2 separate regions of the Mus musculus genome follow, and region 2 is linked to region 1. Evidence: chromatin loops called from intact Hi-C (ENCODE). Cell type or tissue: left cerebral cortex. All regions are shown on one strand.

Region 1 (8,000 bases):
GTAAATGGAAAATATGTCTTACAAATAGAGATGCACTAAAACAACAAAAACAACAACAAAACAAACGTTTACATCCTAGGAGGGAAAAAAAACAAAAGTCTTTGTAATTTTGCTTAAATTTGCCAGACACAGATTTAGAAATACATTCTCACTGTCCAAAATCAGCTTAAACACTGGCTCTGGCGATGAGTCATTGTGCAATTAGAATCATATCTTATGATTTATTTTCTGTCATTAAAAAAATGTACATTAAAAAAAAAAGTCACCAGGTAGCTTCCATGAGGAATAGCTCCTCACGGTTCATTTTTTCAGTTAGAAGAAGGTTTTTATGAGTTAATTTTACCCATAAATATTTCAGTAATTTTGGAGTGGAAGTTGGGTTGCTAACATCAGAGCTCATGTTCATGTTTTAGAAGCCCTTTCTTTCTAGGTGTCTCTCAAAAGACTGGCTTAATTGGAATAAAATAGCTTTTTTTTTTTAAGTGTCCCAAAGATAAGATATCTTGGGGTCCACCATGAGCTTCCAGTTTCAGCCGAGGCAGCAGTTTTCCTGGGATAATTAGCCAAGGGTTCCCCAGAGTCTTCCTAGGTATCTCTGGGAACCAGCAGAAGGAATTTTCACCTAAGAGGGATAACTTGTTGCTTCCAATGAATGGCTCCCACTCTCGTGGGTGCAAAAGCGGCAGCAAAAAGCAGCCATTTACTTGGGTACTTAAGAGTTATTGTATTAATAAAAAGTTATTGACTTGTCCTTTGAGAGCCTTCTTACAGAGAATTGGTTAAAAAAACCAAACATTCAATTTGGAATAAGAATGATTTTTTAAAGTTCTGTCTGAAACATTATCAAACTTGTGTAAATATTTTGATTTATGTCTTAGATCCTGTTAACCGTGTCCTCTAATTGTCTTTATTTTAATGCCAAAAGGAAGTGATTATGCAGCTGTGTGTAGAGTTTCAGAGCAAGTTCCTCAGCAGTGTAGATGAATTCACATCATTTATGTTTTAACGGCGTTTTTTTGGAAAGCATAAATTGTGACATCAGTTATCATGCTACTTCTTGGTGACATAATATAACCTTTGAAGTTAATATGAAGTGATGTTTGCTCCATAAACTCCACAGTCACTGTTTTCACATTAAACATGAAAGCAAAGCAAAACAAAACTTTGTTCGATTTCTTACTTTACATAGGAGAATATATTTCCTCTAACTCAGACCTAAGGTCTGTGATTTTTTTTTTTTTTTTTTTTTTTTTTTTTTTTTGTAATTACTGGTAATTTCTCATTGAAGAGCTCTGGTCAGACTTGGTTTGAGGCTCCCTGCGTTGTATTTGCTCTGCTTTGGCTGTCAAAACAGCTGAGCCCCAGCAAGCGTCTTCAAACTGACTTTTTGGGGTCTAGATAGTTCCATTTCCAATAGGGCTTTGTTTTATGCTCTCATGTCTGTAGGAAAACAAGTAGCTAAGCATTTAACATGTAACTAAGCAGAGGATACATTTAGTGTTATTTTAAATGTGAATTAAGCTTTAAGAATCGTAGTTCTGTATGTCTTATGGTTTACAGTCAGCAAAACTCGATTTTTCTGGATTTTTCTGCAGGTACAGCACCTGAAAGGTCATAATCCTTTGTATTTTGTTTTAGAGTTGACTTTATACGTAGCTGAAGGTGTTGGCAGTGAAAGTCAACAACCTGTTACTTAAGACTTAAAGTCTCCTTTGCTACAAAGTGATTTTCATTCTAGTTAAAAATTTCAGTTAAAAAAAAAACACTAGGGGAAACCACAAATGTTTGTCTTCAATCATTTGCCATTCCTTAAGATACTAAATATATTTTGCCAGAGCTCTTCAGGTCTACTTCAAATTATATTTAACAACAAATACAAACAAGTTATTAGCAACATGGAGAAGTAAACGCATAAAACTTCTTACATGACATTAGCACTTAATCAAATTTATTTAGTTTATCCATGTTCTAGCCAACAGTGGCAGCTGGATGTTGTCTTGAGCCCAGCTTCTTTATTTTGTTGCTTCTTTAAGGGTTTATTATCAAGTTAAATGTGTACAATAAGGTTTTCAGGATTGAGCCATTTTCATGAAAGGCCTAATTTTTTTTTTTAAGTACAAAAATTAAGAAGGCTTATTCTGTTTCTAAATTGTCTTTTTAAAAAATATTTAAATTAGTTAGCTGGTGCCGGATGAGTACAACGCCGTCCTTTCCACCGAGAAAGCATTTATTTCAATACAGTTTTGTTTCTGAAGAAAACCATTTCTTAATTTGCTATGAACACATTTTTAAACGTAAAATGTCTGAACTTAGTTGTGGCAACTTGACATTCATTAAAGGCATAGATACAGTTTTCTTTGCAAGTCAAGGCAAGAAATGCAGACATTTTAATAAATGGAGCTAAAAATAATTTAGCATGTAAAGAAACAATTCCTTTGGAGTTTGATACATTCACAATGGGTTCAGGGCTTTGTTCTTGGCTGGACGCGTTTTACAGTCCAGTCACCACTGTCAGCCCTTAAGTCAAACCCTTTCCCTCTTGCTGGAAACTTCTAGGTCCTTGTTAAAAATAGTGCACTGGACATTAATTTATTTTAGCAGCAAAAACTCTGGTAGTTCATGACCCTTTTCCTTCAAAATTCCAAAGACTTATTTTCAAAAGATAGATTAGAAAAGAGGGAGAGAAGAACACTAAGCTACAAAAATTTGTGCGGAATCCACTCTGCTTTAAGCAAAAGAGAAGTAGAGATGCTGCAGAAGCCAGCAGGCTCTGAGTGTCATAGCGCGTGGATTTCGACTCTTACCTGGACCTTCTTTATAGCTCAGTCCCCCACCCCCGTGGGCCTCGGCTCAGCAGCCCTCAAGCTCCTGCCATCCCACGCATGCTCCCGCTTCCTCGGTTGGGTAACCCATGGCAACCGCCCTGGTAACCCATAGCAACTGCTCTGCGGAACTGAGTGGGGGATGGGAGGAAGCCATTTGGAGTGGGCGGGTGGAGAGCGATTTACCATGGCCCACCTGCCTCCGGCACCGCCAGCGTCCCGCACCCAGACAGTGAGGACCAAACAAAGCCACCGCACACGTGCCGGGCGTGGGTGGGGGAGGCACGTGGGCCTTTGTTCTTCAGACCGCCGCCCTCCGAGAGAGTGCACATGGCTCCATCAGCTCCAGCCTTAGCTGACCCCACGCTGCGCTGTGCGCTTATTCCCAGGAGCCTGGAACCTTCCAGACCGGAGCCCAATACGCTAACCTTCCTCTCTTGCCTGACCCGGTTGGGCCCAGGAGCGGAACTTTCGTCCCTGGGAAAGAATCGCGTGCGTCCAGGTTCTGGGTCGCGCGTGGGGAGATGTAGGTCCCCAAGCTGCTGAGCCAGGTCACTTGAAGCTGACCTGCGGTGCGAGGCCACGGGTGGACGGACGGGGTCGCTGTCGGGCAGCGTGGCGCGTTGATACCCTGCAGTCTATGCCCAGAGCATCATCTGCTGGCTTGTGCTCTCCAGACTCTAAGCCTGTGGTGAGATGGTTCAGGCTAAATCTGCATCGGGCCAGAAAGCAAGACAGAGGGGGTGAAGGGGGAGATGGCACTAGGTGTTGAGAGTCATGTCACGGCAGATCACAGTCTACCTAGCTGTGACTCTAAGCTCATTTGGACAAAAGAAAAAAGAAAAGAAAAGAAAAGAAAACATTTGACCTGGATAATTTTGTGGTCCTCTGAGTCCTCAATTCTATTTTCTGTAGGTACATATCAGTTATAAATCTAAATAGCAAAGCCATCAGGAGCATCCTTTTGGGTGATGCTAAAACTACACATGTACCATATACTCTTGTATAATGTGCCTCTCTTTTCAAGTTAACTAGGTCCAATATGGGTTACACACTTAATAGTACTCTTAACACCTGACGAGAAGCTGGACTCAGATTTTAATCCTCTCATTTTAAAAAAAGGCATATTCAAAGGTCTATATTTGCTAGTATTGATCTTGGGGAACTGGGTTTATTTTCACAAACACAACCTTCTGGCTTCTTCCTGCAGAGCATGGGTGCCAAAGAGTCTGTATGTCCTGCTAGAGGCAGAGCAGAGGCGTCTCACCGTCCAAGCGGGTGCTCAGTACAGTTCCAGCCCTCAGCACGGTACTGTGTTAGGAGCCCTGTACTTTAATCTTTTTTTTTTCTTTTTTTAACAAAAGCAATTACAGAAAAGTGCACATTTAACGTGTGACATTTAACATTTTTGCCGTGGCAGGCAGCCTCCACTTAAATGGGGCCTTTCTTTGGAACAACAGGAGCCAAAAGGCCTTGTGTCACGGAGTAATGTAAGACACAATCAGGGCTGCAAACGCACAATGAATCGGGAAGGATTTATGTAATTAATTGACCAGTCTTAACCTGTTATCGTGATGTAAGGAATTTGGAACTCATTAATTTGGGCTCTGACAGATTTCATATTAGAACTGGCAAATATGGATTGAGCCTCTTATTCTTGTAGCAGCTGGAATTTCCATGACAGTGAGGATTACTGAAGAAGACCTATTGCTAGAGGCAAACTGCTTTTTTGTAATCAGTGGCCCTGCTCTGCATTAAAGGGATAATGAAAAATAAAATTACCTGGCATGGGAAGTGGAAGGGGGCGAGGTCACCCCACCGCTGTGTGTGACGAGGGCAAGCATTTGCAGCCGAAAAAAATATACTAATTTCAATCTTAAAGTTAGTTGGTTTCTCAAGTATCCTGAGATAGAGGAGTCTTGGGGGTCAAGGTTCTTTTGTTGTCAAAGTTAAAAAGGAATTAAAAGAGGGAGACTTGGAACCTCCTCCATGTGGACAGAGACTGTATAAAAAAGGAGTCTCTGGGGCTGGAGAGATGGCTCAGCAGTTAAGAGCACTGGTTGCTCTTCCAGAGGTCCTGAGTTCAATACCCAGCAACCACATGGTGGCTCACAACCATCTGTAATGGGATGCACGAAGACAGAGTACTCCTATACATAAAATAAATAAGCAAATCTTTAAAAAGAGAGAGAACAGAAGAAAAAGAAAGCTTTCCAGGGACAGGGTTCTGCCGATCCACCCATGAGCAGTTCAGAGCTCTGAAGGAGGAGTGGCTTTCTCAAGAGCCACCTCCTCCCGTCTCCTTGTCAGGACTCCTTAGCGGAGCCCACACAGCCAGGACTGGCCGCTCAGAGGATAATCTAATCTGGGTTCTCTTCACACTGTATGATGTTTAGTGAGTCACCCATTTGAAAACATTTAGCTTCTTTGTGATTTTTACAAAAACTCTGTAAAAGCCCAACTTTCATTTTTCACTCTGCTTGACAGTCAGAAAATTGCTAGGGTTAGAAGAAGGTCCCTGAGATTAGAAGGAATGTTTTTCCTCTTTCTTGCACATTAGGCCTCCCTTATTGCCATTCTGTGTGATAAGGTTAATACAACAACTGCGGCAGGATCATTAATACAGGAAGATAAGCAAAGTTGCACATTTAAGACGACGGCTGGGGTCATTTGCCTCCTCCTGCCGATAAGGAATACTTTGGAAACACATCCAGGGCGAGGGCGTGGACTACTTAACTTTTTAGAGCAAAAGCCCAGCTGACCTTCCCTAATGCATTATTATTCATAAATGCTCTTCAAAGTTCAGTATTGACTGCTCTTGAAAGTTAAACTTCCTGCCGTTATAACAACTTAGGTTTTAGTAGAAGACATATGGTTAATAAATCTCTGGGGAAAACAAACAGATATCCACCCCCCACCCCCACCCCCCACTCCGGAGTTTTTACTGGTTTTCTTGTCTTGGTTCTAACCAAGTGACACAGAATTTTAGTTAGGCTAATAGGATCTGATCTCTCAGCGAAGTGCGTGTGGTGAGGAATTTGTTTGGGATGGCCTCGTTAAGGAGTGATTTCTTCAGCTTCGGCGCCATTGAAATGATAGCACGGTGATAAACACTGGGCATTTGCATCAATATTTCCACGTTATCCTTCACACTGAGCAAGAAGAGCGCTAGTGGTTGTGATCCATGTTATTATTTCAGTGGGATGGCAATGAAGATAAACAGCTGATAGCAAGGCTTGGGCAAGCCATAAACCTGACAGTGTGGGTGAATACACTTGAGGCTTATGTGCACGATCTCAGATCTCATATGGGGATTTCTTTTCTTTCTTTTTCTTTTGTAAACAAGGGGGATGTATGTGTAACTTGACAACTGTGGCTTGTTACCAGCGTCCACACATACGGCTTAGGGAGTGGACAGACTGAAGCCTGGTTAACCAGAGACTGTGTTGACCTGGTAGTCTTCTGGCAAACCAGCTTCAGGCCCAGCTGCTGGACTGTCCTCCAGGGCAGTTCCCAACTCTCTGGACCTCCATTTCCACATCTATATCTCAAGAGATCTGAATATAGGCTGTCCTGCAGATGTTCCCTAGAGTGTCTGGTCCTAAAATAAAAAGGACGGAGGCTTCCATGGTCAGCTGTGCTCCATACACATTGCAATAAGCAACGTTTAGCATCAAACCAGGACTCCTCGGTGCCTCTTGCATGTTTGCTGCTGCTTTCAAATCTGTGTGTCAGAAACAGGAGGTGACGGTATGTGGATTTTTTTCTTAATAGTGCTTTGGATTTTCTTTTCTCAGAACAATTCTGAGATTCTTTTCATTCCCACTTGGTGTTCTTGCCAGGGTGCAAGGGACAAGCGGAACTCTGAAACATTCCCTTTCCAGACCTGTCACCATGCTGCACGCTTGTAAACCCGGCCCTCAGGAAACAGAGGCAGAAGTCCAGTCATCCTCAGCTACGTGGTGGGTTCAAGGCCAGGCTAGGCAGCATGACATTCTGTCTGATAAGTGAGTAGTCTCCTTCAAGCAATGCTCTTGGAGAGGCAGGAAGTATGGTGGAAGTTTAGAGTGAGTGCCTGAGCAAGTCACTTAACCATTATTCTGATTTCTGCATCTTTGATTCTGCACATGAGAGCCCATGTTCAGTGCAAGTGGAATCCCTCTAAGACATATATGATCCCTCTGCTTGCAAGGGATCACCGAGGTCCTCCCCAAAGCCCTTGAACTTGGCCAGTTTCTGTTAGTGATTTATGACTGATAAAATGTCCCAATGCTCTGACCACACCCACTGGAAGGCTGGTGGCCCGTCTCTGTATTTTTGAAGTCCTGCCTTCCCCATCTCCAGATGTTTTTCTGAAAACACTCAGGACTCTATTATTTATGCTTTGTTACTTGACCGTGCCTGTCTTCAGGCCCCCACTGGAAGATGAGTGCCCCATTTCAATACCTTGGATCACTTTTCTCTCTTGAGGCACCAGCTACAGCTGGTACAGGCAGGACATACTGTGGAATGATTCCTGTTGAAGTAAGAAGCCCGGGCTGGAGAGATGGCTCAGTGGTTAAGAGCACTGACTGCTCTTCCAGAGGCCCTGAGTTCAATTCCCAACAACCACATGGTAGCTCACAACCATCTGTAATGGGATCTGATGCCCTCTTCTGGTGTGTCTGACAGCTACAGTGTACTCATAAATACAATAAATACATATAAATAAAATAAATAAATCTTAAAAAAAAACAAAAAGGAAAACAAAACAAAAGCAAGGAGCCCATGTCCCGACCCCCTTTCCCGTGGCAGACCCTGAGGCAGCAGGCCTCAGTCCCTGGCTAGAGCCTCATTGGGTGTGAGAATCTCAAGCTATCCTGAGGGCAAACAGAATCATCTGAGTACCAATTTTCAAGTTAACAGAGACTGTAGGGAAGTGGGAAAGTCGTTCCTTTTCCTGGGGTTGACATTGTAGTCAAAACAAGTCTGCCTGGACGGCCTTTCTCCTTGACTAAAGGAGAATTCTTTGGTCATTCTCTGAAATATCTTTCTGGGCTATTTCTTTTGGTCAGTCTGTTTCTGCTTAGGTACTGCGGCTATTATACTGAGTGTGAGTTAAAATGTACACTTACTAAGGAAGTGGTAAGTTGAAATACTCAGCTATGCAGATGGTTGAGCATAGTTTCTCTAAAGGTC
Region 2 (8,000 bases), 130 kb after region 1:
CCAGGCATCTCCTGAGCCCAGGAGACGAGGCCGGGACCAAGTGTCAACGGAAAGGAAGAATCGAGTCAGTACACAGGGAGGCATATCAACCTGAGCTGAATCAGGACAAGGGTAGCTTGCCATACACCGCGCACTGTATCAGAGATTTTGGTAAGCAGGTATTGGCTAACAAAACAGAAGTCTAACCATAAGAGAGTACAGATATGTAAGGCACACAACAACCTTTAAGGGTGAAACTCAATCTTGCTGACAAGGACATGATCATGGCTCACAGAATGCTGGCAAGATGGTATAATGTTGTGCCAGTAGAAAATTGTGACACATGAAAGCAGCCAGACCACTTCCCAAGGGGTGCTAGGGATGGCTATCAATAGGAAGAGAGCCACACAGAAAGGTCCATCGCCAGGTCCATCTGCTGTTTCAGCAGGTTTCTTAGCTGGTTTCCCCAGAGTTCAGCTGCTACAGCATCCAGCGTCTAGACCTGGCACTCCTCTGCATCAGCAGTTTCACAGTCGAGTGAGACATCTTCCCATTGATAGGCATGCCCAGCACATCTGTACAGCTTCCAGATTAGCCTGGCACCTTACAGGCTGAGGAAACGTCCACCTGAGAAAGAGTTCCCTCTACTGGCTGATGGGAGCTGGAGTCTATCGGCTCAGGGAGCCTGAAGAGGAAAATGCTTTCAGGAATGAGAAGAGAAGCTATGGGAGATGAGAAAACCATAAATAGGTTTTAGCTTTTATCTGCTAATGACTCTGGGAGCCCTCTCTTTGCTCAGTCACTTTTTACTGAGCTATCCTTCATGAAATGAAACACATACATATACTCACATACACACACAAATGTACACACACATACACACTCACATATACACACATACACATACACACACACATACATACACACACACACACACGCATGCACACACACACACGCATGCACACACACACACACACACACACACACACACACACACAAATGTGTATGTGTCTGAGAAACCACTACCACCATAAAAATACAGAACATTTTATCACCCCCAAAGTCCCCTTGACTTTCTTTGCAGTCAGTCCCTACCATTGTTTTCCTATGGTGTCTACACAACCATGGATCCTCATTCCTTAAATATGGACAAGAATTACACGTTATATTTGCAAATAAATGAATACACACAATATATGATCATGTCTAGATAGTGTTTTCTGAAGTTCATGTGCGTTGTATATGTATTAACTTTATTTTATCTCGGGACTCTGTTCTATTGAATGAATCTTAATTTTTTTTGTTCATTTGTCAATGATGGAGATTTAGATTATTTCCAGTTTGGGACTATTTTGACAAAAAAATTAGTTTAAGTCTTTCTTAGAGGGATACATTTTCACTTATGCAGGATAGATTCCTGGTTAATATTGTAAGTATATCTCTAATTGAGTGAGGCATTTCAAGATTTTCCATTTGAGTTGTATAGGGCTCTATTTCCTCCGTGTCCTGTCAATGCTTGACACTGTCATTTATAATTTTAGACAGAAGTTCTTAAAGCCTTAAAATTAGGCTTTAACTAAAAAAAAATCATGCTTAAAACCCGTAACATAAAATATACCACCCAACCCTTTGAAAATCATGTAAAATACAATCACACTGTTGTGTAACACACTGTTAGAATATCTACTGAAACTGTCCATTGAGAACTGCAGCCTCCCTTGTCCATGAGCCCTTTAGAGATTATACTTGGGGGGGGGGCTGGCTGGAGAGATGGTTCTGCTCTTTCAGAAGTCCTGAGTTCAATTCCCAGCAACCACATGGTGGCTCACAACCATCTGTCATGGGATCTGATGCCCTCTTCTGGTGTGTCTGAAGACAGCTACAGTGTACTTATATACATTAAATAAATAAATAAATAAATCTTAAAAAAGAAATTATACTTTTCATCTCAAGATATAGATGTGCACATAGTTACAGGAAATAGAATAGGCCCACTCCTGGATGTGTTCTCTATCCTCCCTGATACCCAGGACCAATGTCTTGTTAACCTGCCGCGGATCGCAACTGCCTGGTACCTTCATGAAATACCTCTCAAAATTCAGTAAAACTCTGCTGAAACTACCACAGTATGACTGCATCCTGAGCCCAGTTCCCAAAGAGATGCCAGAAACTGTCTGAGCCCTAATACTGACCAGTGATCAGAGAACTCCATCTCAAGGCCCAGAGAACTGTTGGGCTGATGATTTGAGCTCCAGACTGAAAATCCCACATCCAGAGCTTTGATGTCAAAGTTAGACCCATAGTGAGGGGCGAGGGGATGCCAATGTCAAGAATAGTTACTTAGGCCTCTGCCATGAGACTTTCCTAAATGAGTATCATTGTTCTGAGCTTCAGGGCAAATGGAGCAGCTTCTCCCAGCTCCTAGCCTCATTTAGGATAACCTAAACATTGTTGCTAGACCCCCAGAGGAGTGATGTAATGAACTGAGTTCTCACCTTACTGAAGCTCAGATCTGGTGCTGGGTTTGAGAGCACAGTATCAATGTGAAGATGCGGGTGTGGGAGTGGGGGATGGGGGGTGGGATGTGGGGGAGGGTTGAAGGGAGTGCAACATCAGAGAGGAAGACCAGGTTGTCGTTGGAATGTTTGTGTAGGCCCATGGGCTGTGGAGCCGATGGTTAAGAGAGAAGCCAAACCTTTGAGATGAAGGTTGTCAGGGGGAGAAGTGAAGACAAGATAGACCAAGAACAAATTATCAATCAATCAATCAATCAAACAAAACCCCAAAAGAACACATGAAAAATGTCTAGATGAAAATTGAATGGCATGACTCTCGTGCTGCCTCCGTTAGCATCTCTGTGGGGATTTGAGTAAAGTTGCTCCTCATTGACTTACACATTTCAGGGCTTGGTCACCAGGGAGTGGCACTATTTGGAAGGGTTAGTTGAATTAGGAGGCCTGGCCTTGTTGGAGGAAGTGTGTCAGTGGGGGTGGGCTTTGAGGTTTCAAAAGTCCATTCCAAGCCCACAGTCTCTCTCTCTCTGCCTTCTCTTAGTTATAGTTCCCTTGCTGGGAAGAGACAAAATGATCAAGGCACCTTTTATAAAGGACAACATTTAACTGGGGCTGGCTTACACTTTCAGAGCCTCAGTCCATTATCATCATGGCAGAATGCATGGCAGCATCCAGGCAGACATGGTGCCGGAGAAGGAGCTGAGGGTTCTACATCTTGATCCGAGGGCAGCCAGCAGGAGACTGTTTTCTTCGGGCAGCTAGGAGGAGGCTCTTCTGCCCTGGATGGAGCCTGAGCCATAGGAGACCTCAAAGCCCACTTCCACAGTGACACTTCCTCCAACAAGGCCACACCTACTTCAACACTTCCTCCAACAAGGCCACACCTACTGCAACAAGGCCACATCTCCTCACTTAAGGGGCAAGCATCTTTAAACCACCACCCCTGTGGGTCAGGATGTGACTCTCAGCCACTGCTTCAGCAGCACGTCTGCCTGTGTGACACCAGGCTCCCTGCCACATTCATAACGGACTGAACTTCTGAAGTGGCGATCAGGCACCCACTTCAATGTTTTCTTCTTAAAGAATTGCCTTGGTCATGCTGTCTCTTCACAGCACCCGAGCAGTGACTAAGACAGTATCCGTCCAGTTATAAAAAAAGATAACTGTTTTAGAATGGCCTCACACTATTTAGAGGGCACATCAGTTCCTTGGTGACCCACTGGCAATGTCAAGGGGCCGGTTGGGAGCTCTTTCCTCATCTGCATCTCCATCTCTAGATGGCTGCAGTGGTTCCCTATCTCTTTGCTTGCTCCTGTCTTGCTTGAGGGCTTCTCTGTCTTTCCACTGTGAATATGACCTGCTGTATCCCCAGCCTCTCTTACTGCCTTGGAGTCTTGTCCCATCAGGAACACATTCCCCTTTGTGTCCCCCCTCAGCTTTCCTTGGACTCAGAGCACGCTGTCCTTAGCCCCTAAATACATCTTCTGTCAGGCTTTCTCTTGCGACACCAGCCTCACCCTCCCAAACATCTCCAGGGAAGAGTCACCAATATCAACTCTTCCTCGCTGTCATCCTGTCTCCTTGACCGAAGCTCACTGTGCCCTTTCCTGACATCATTGCCTAATGTGCTCTGCCTATCTGTCAATCACCTGGATATTCTCCTGAATCTCTTCTTGGTCTCACTGGATACTGGTACCATCTCACTGGCACCGGGGTACCCTGAGACCCAGGGTTATTTTCACCTTCTCCCTCTTCTCCTCCTCTAGGACATCTTTGTAATTTCCTTTACCTCACAGATTAGACACCGCAGTATTGTACTCTTCTTTGCTACTTTCTGTAGTCTTTCTCCTGCTCCCGTGTCAGCTGAGGCCTCTGAGCAGACAACCTTGGGCTTGCTTGTCCTTTTCTAAGGGCACCTGCCTTGCTTACCACAATTAGTCCCCCTACCCCTGTCTAATGCTGGGTCAGAGGAGAAGAGGTATTGTCCTACCTTTAAGCCTTTAGTATAATGTCGTAAACATTATCCGATGGTGTTGAGTTCTACTGTCTGCCCTTTTGGCTCTTGGGATCCTTCCTTTTGATGGACTGGTGGCATCATGGAGAGAGTCCAAGTAAATCCGAACCTGTTCCCTTCCAACACAATATCTCAGGTAACCCTTCTGGCACCTGACACATGGACATGTGGTAGCTGGCCGTGAACCAGCTCCCCTAAATGACAGGGACACCTTTAGCAGGCAAGTCTGGGAGTAATTGAGCCGTGATTGGCACCCACTGCACCACTCTGAACTGACAATGAGCAGGCCCAGGAGCGCGTGTCTCATCCAAGTGGTGTCTCATTTCTCCGAGGTGACTTTGTATTGCTTTACAGAGGCTGGCACACTGCTTCAGGAGTGCCTACTGGGAGCCGCACCTGAGCCTGGTGCCTGACTGCGGCAGACAGCTGCCTAGTTAAGGCAAATTTTGCAGTTAAATTGTGTTCTGCTTGGGAATTGGAAATGATTGCAGAAGGACAAATGCAAATGAGCTTCCAGTTCAAGGCAGGGGCGCGTGGAGACGGCTCCGCCTGGCATCTCTTCCGTTCCTTTTCCAACCACTGTTTTGGAGAAACTTATGGGACACTTTCCAAATTGCTTAGGAGAAGACAGAAGAGCTTTGGTGCAATGGGGGAACCACAGGCCTTGGGAGGTGACATTGGTATTGTGATCTAAGCACAGACATCAGCTGGTCTCAGATGCTTGCCTTGACACTGATAAGCTGGGGAACCTTGGGTGGTTCATATATCTGACATTCAGTCTTATCTTTAAGCTATCATCATTAGTAATAATACCAGGTTAGGATTTAAAAATAAAAACAGACACAAAATACTAGCCCAGAGCTAGTGTGGGACCTCAGGAAATTGTTTAACCTCACGGTATCCTTTTCTCTATCTCCGGAGGTATTTTTATAAGACAACAGAGGGGAGAGACGGGGGGGGGGGGTTCTAGGCATTTGACACAGGATGGACACTTTGCAGGTGACAGGTGCTCTCGGTATTATTTTGAACTGGACATGACTGGGTCTGTTTTGCATACCTTAGGAAAGGTGAGTGAGACAGAATAGAAGACACAGTAAGTTCAGCTCGAGGAGAAAGGTTTTCCTGTCAGAAGGGACCTGTCTCCTTAGCCTCTCCTTCTCTGGGAAGGGAGGTCAGAACTGACAATCAGTACACACCTTCCCAGAGAGGAGTCTGGACACTGAGTGCCAAGGAATGCCTACAGGGTCAGTGGTGGGGTGAGGACTCAGTCTGGGGCTCTGGAAGGACGCTTAAGGACAAGGAAGAGGACAGGGATTAACCGGAAGCTGATTGTCGGAGAGCAGGAAGAGGCATGCTTTGCTTAGCAACAATGAAAAGATCCCCTAACTTTGACAAGTCAAACCCCGAGTGTCACAGACACTGTACTTTTCACCTTTCCCATGTCCCTGCCGGGATCCCCACCATTCGGAGCCCCAGAGTCACTTGGACAAACGCTATCATCAATTCAAGGGTGGAATTCAGTGCTCCCCAAAAGTGCAAGCATGTGTGAGGGTTCTGATCTGTGAAGCCTTGCATAATGAAAATGATGCTTTTCTAAGTTCATGTCTGGAGACCCTGGGCTATGAGCTATACCAGGGCTATAGCTATGAGCCTGAGGATTTGATAAACTATCACAAGAAACATACATCGCTCCCCCCAAAAATAATGTATTAGGTTTGGATCAGGTCTCCTGTGAATGGACAGTGGGACTCTTCTAAAGATGCCAGGCAGAGTGTCTCAGGGTCTAGCATGCCCAGCTTGCTGCCTGGTTGCCTCATGAGATGCTTGGCATCCCGGCTGCAGCTCAGTTCTTCATCGTCTGTTCACTGGCCACATTGCAGTCGGAAGCTAGGGCTGTTTGTTTTCCCCCCAGAACCAGAATCCTCAGAAAATCGATTCTATCTCATTGACAATGCATGCTAAGTGATTGAAAGGCCATTAAACCCATTAATGGGGTGCTCTTTAAATAAAACCAGTCCCTAAAAGGGATCTTAGACTTGGCAACATCAGTAGAGCTAACAGCACAAAGGTCCTGCCTGGAGACCCATAAATATACCAGAACAAATACCACAGGGCTGGGGGGACACGCCAGGAGGAAAGGAACCTAGAACGATGAGCAGCTGGGGCAGAGAGGGCCCGAGTTGGCAGGCACGCCTAATGGCTTTGGTTTCATTTTTGACAGGATTTACAGAACTGAGTGGATCGAGGGAAGTTTGCATCTTGATTTCAGTTAAATATTTGGCACTGCACCCCACCAAATTTCATGCACAAAATTAATTCAAATTGTCTTGGATGGAAGTGCAGTCACATGGGTTGGAGATTGGCTGGCTCTACCACCCTGGGAAGCAAGGGAGAAGGCAGCCTTTTATGGCCAGTCTGGTGAGGTCTGCCTTTAATACCTGTCACAAACAGGGGCCCTCATTTTCTCTTACTGAGTATTAGTAACATCAACAGGGGCTCAGTGGATAAAGTGTCTGCCAGGCAAGCATGAGGATATGAGCTTGATACCCAGTGTCCATGTAAGAAGCTAGGCCTAAGGCATGCTGTGTTCCTGTAATCTCACTGGGTAGCAGAGACAAAAGGGCATCTTGATGGGTGGGTGAGTTCCAAAGTTAGTGAGGGATCCTGTCGCAAAAATAAGATGGAGGACCGCAGAGATGGCTCTGATGTTATGAACACTCGTTGCTCTTACAGAGGACACAGGTCTCATGTCTAGCATCCATTTTGGGTGGCTCAGAACTGCCTATAACACCAGTTCCAGAGGCATCTGATGCCGCTGGCCTCTGAGGGCACCTGCACTCACATGCACATACTCACATGCAAACACAGGATTAAAGATGAAATAAAAGACACCTGATACTGCCTTCTGGTCTATGTACACATGTATATGCATGCATCTATATACACACATATGTATATGTACTTGCACATGTGCGTACCTGTGCACACTCTCACATACACACACATGCACACATACTCATACCTACACATTCACATACACATTCATACATACTCACACATGTACACACACACTCACTCATGCATACACACATACACTCACACATGTACCACTAACACTTATTCACACAGTCCCGCACACACTTGCACACACGTGCACATACATGCGCGCGCGCGCGCGCACACACACACACACACACACACACACACACACACTCATACAATGAGCAGCTTACATAAACTGATCTCACGTCATGTCCAGGTCTCAACATTTTTTTTTTTAATTGAGATGCTTTGTATTTGAAAATCCTGTGTGTTTCTCTCTGTCGGCTGGGTTGGCCACTTCAGTGGACCAATGTGAGGAGCAGAGGAAGATGCAGAGTAAGGGGTAGGTATTTGGAAGAAGCAAGGGGAGAGAGGGGACCATCCCTCCTTGGACTTCTCCTCCGTGGCCTGTGGACGGGAATGAATGCTGTATTCCTAGTGCTACTTTCCCA

The links. A loop is a pair of places that touch in the nucleus more often than their neighbours do. Peaks named below come from ENCODE experiments on the same cell type or tissue, not always from the same donor. Only the 100,000 strongest peaks of a DNase experiment are listed, where the experiment ranks them.
Region 2: a loop joins it to region 1, with 3 times the contacts of the local background. A loop is called at or near these places in 5 of 42 quality-filtered maps.

The regions. Positions count from the first base shown.
Region 1 is chr6:51,589,518-51,597,517 of GRCm38, forward strand. Snx10 (sorting nexin 10) reads left to right here. Exons shown (of 7, transcript NM_001127349.1): 7 at 1-1,153. Among named protein-coding and RNA genes, the nearest start is that of Snx10, 70 kb to the left of the region's middle. In left cerebral cortex, CTCF peaks have their summits at 3,412 and 7,474 (motif pointing left); DNase peaks (open chromatin) are centred at 2,934, 3,391, 4,149, 5,146 and 1 more place; H3K4me3 peaks cover 1,524 bases; H3K27ac peaks cover 4,394 bases.
Region 2 is chr6:51,722,646-51,730,645 of GRCm38, forward strand. No RefSeq gene overlaps it. Among named protein-coding and RNA genes, the nearest start is that of Gm38811, 15 kb to the left of the region's middle. In left cerebral cortex, a CTCF peak has its summit at 625 (motif pointing left); DNase peaks (open chromatin) are centred at 607, 4,993 and 6,825.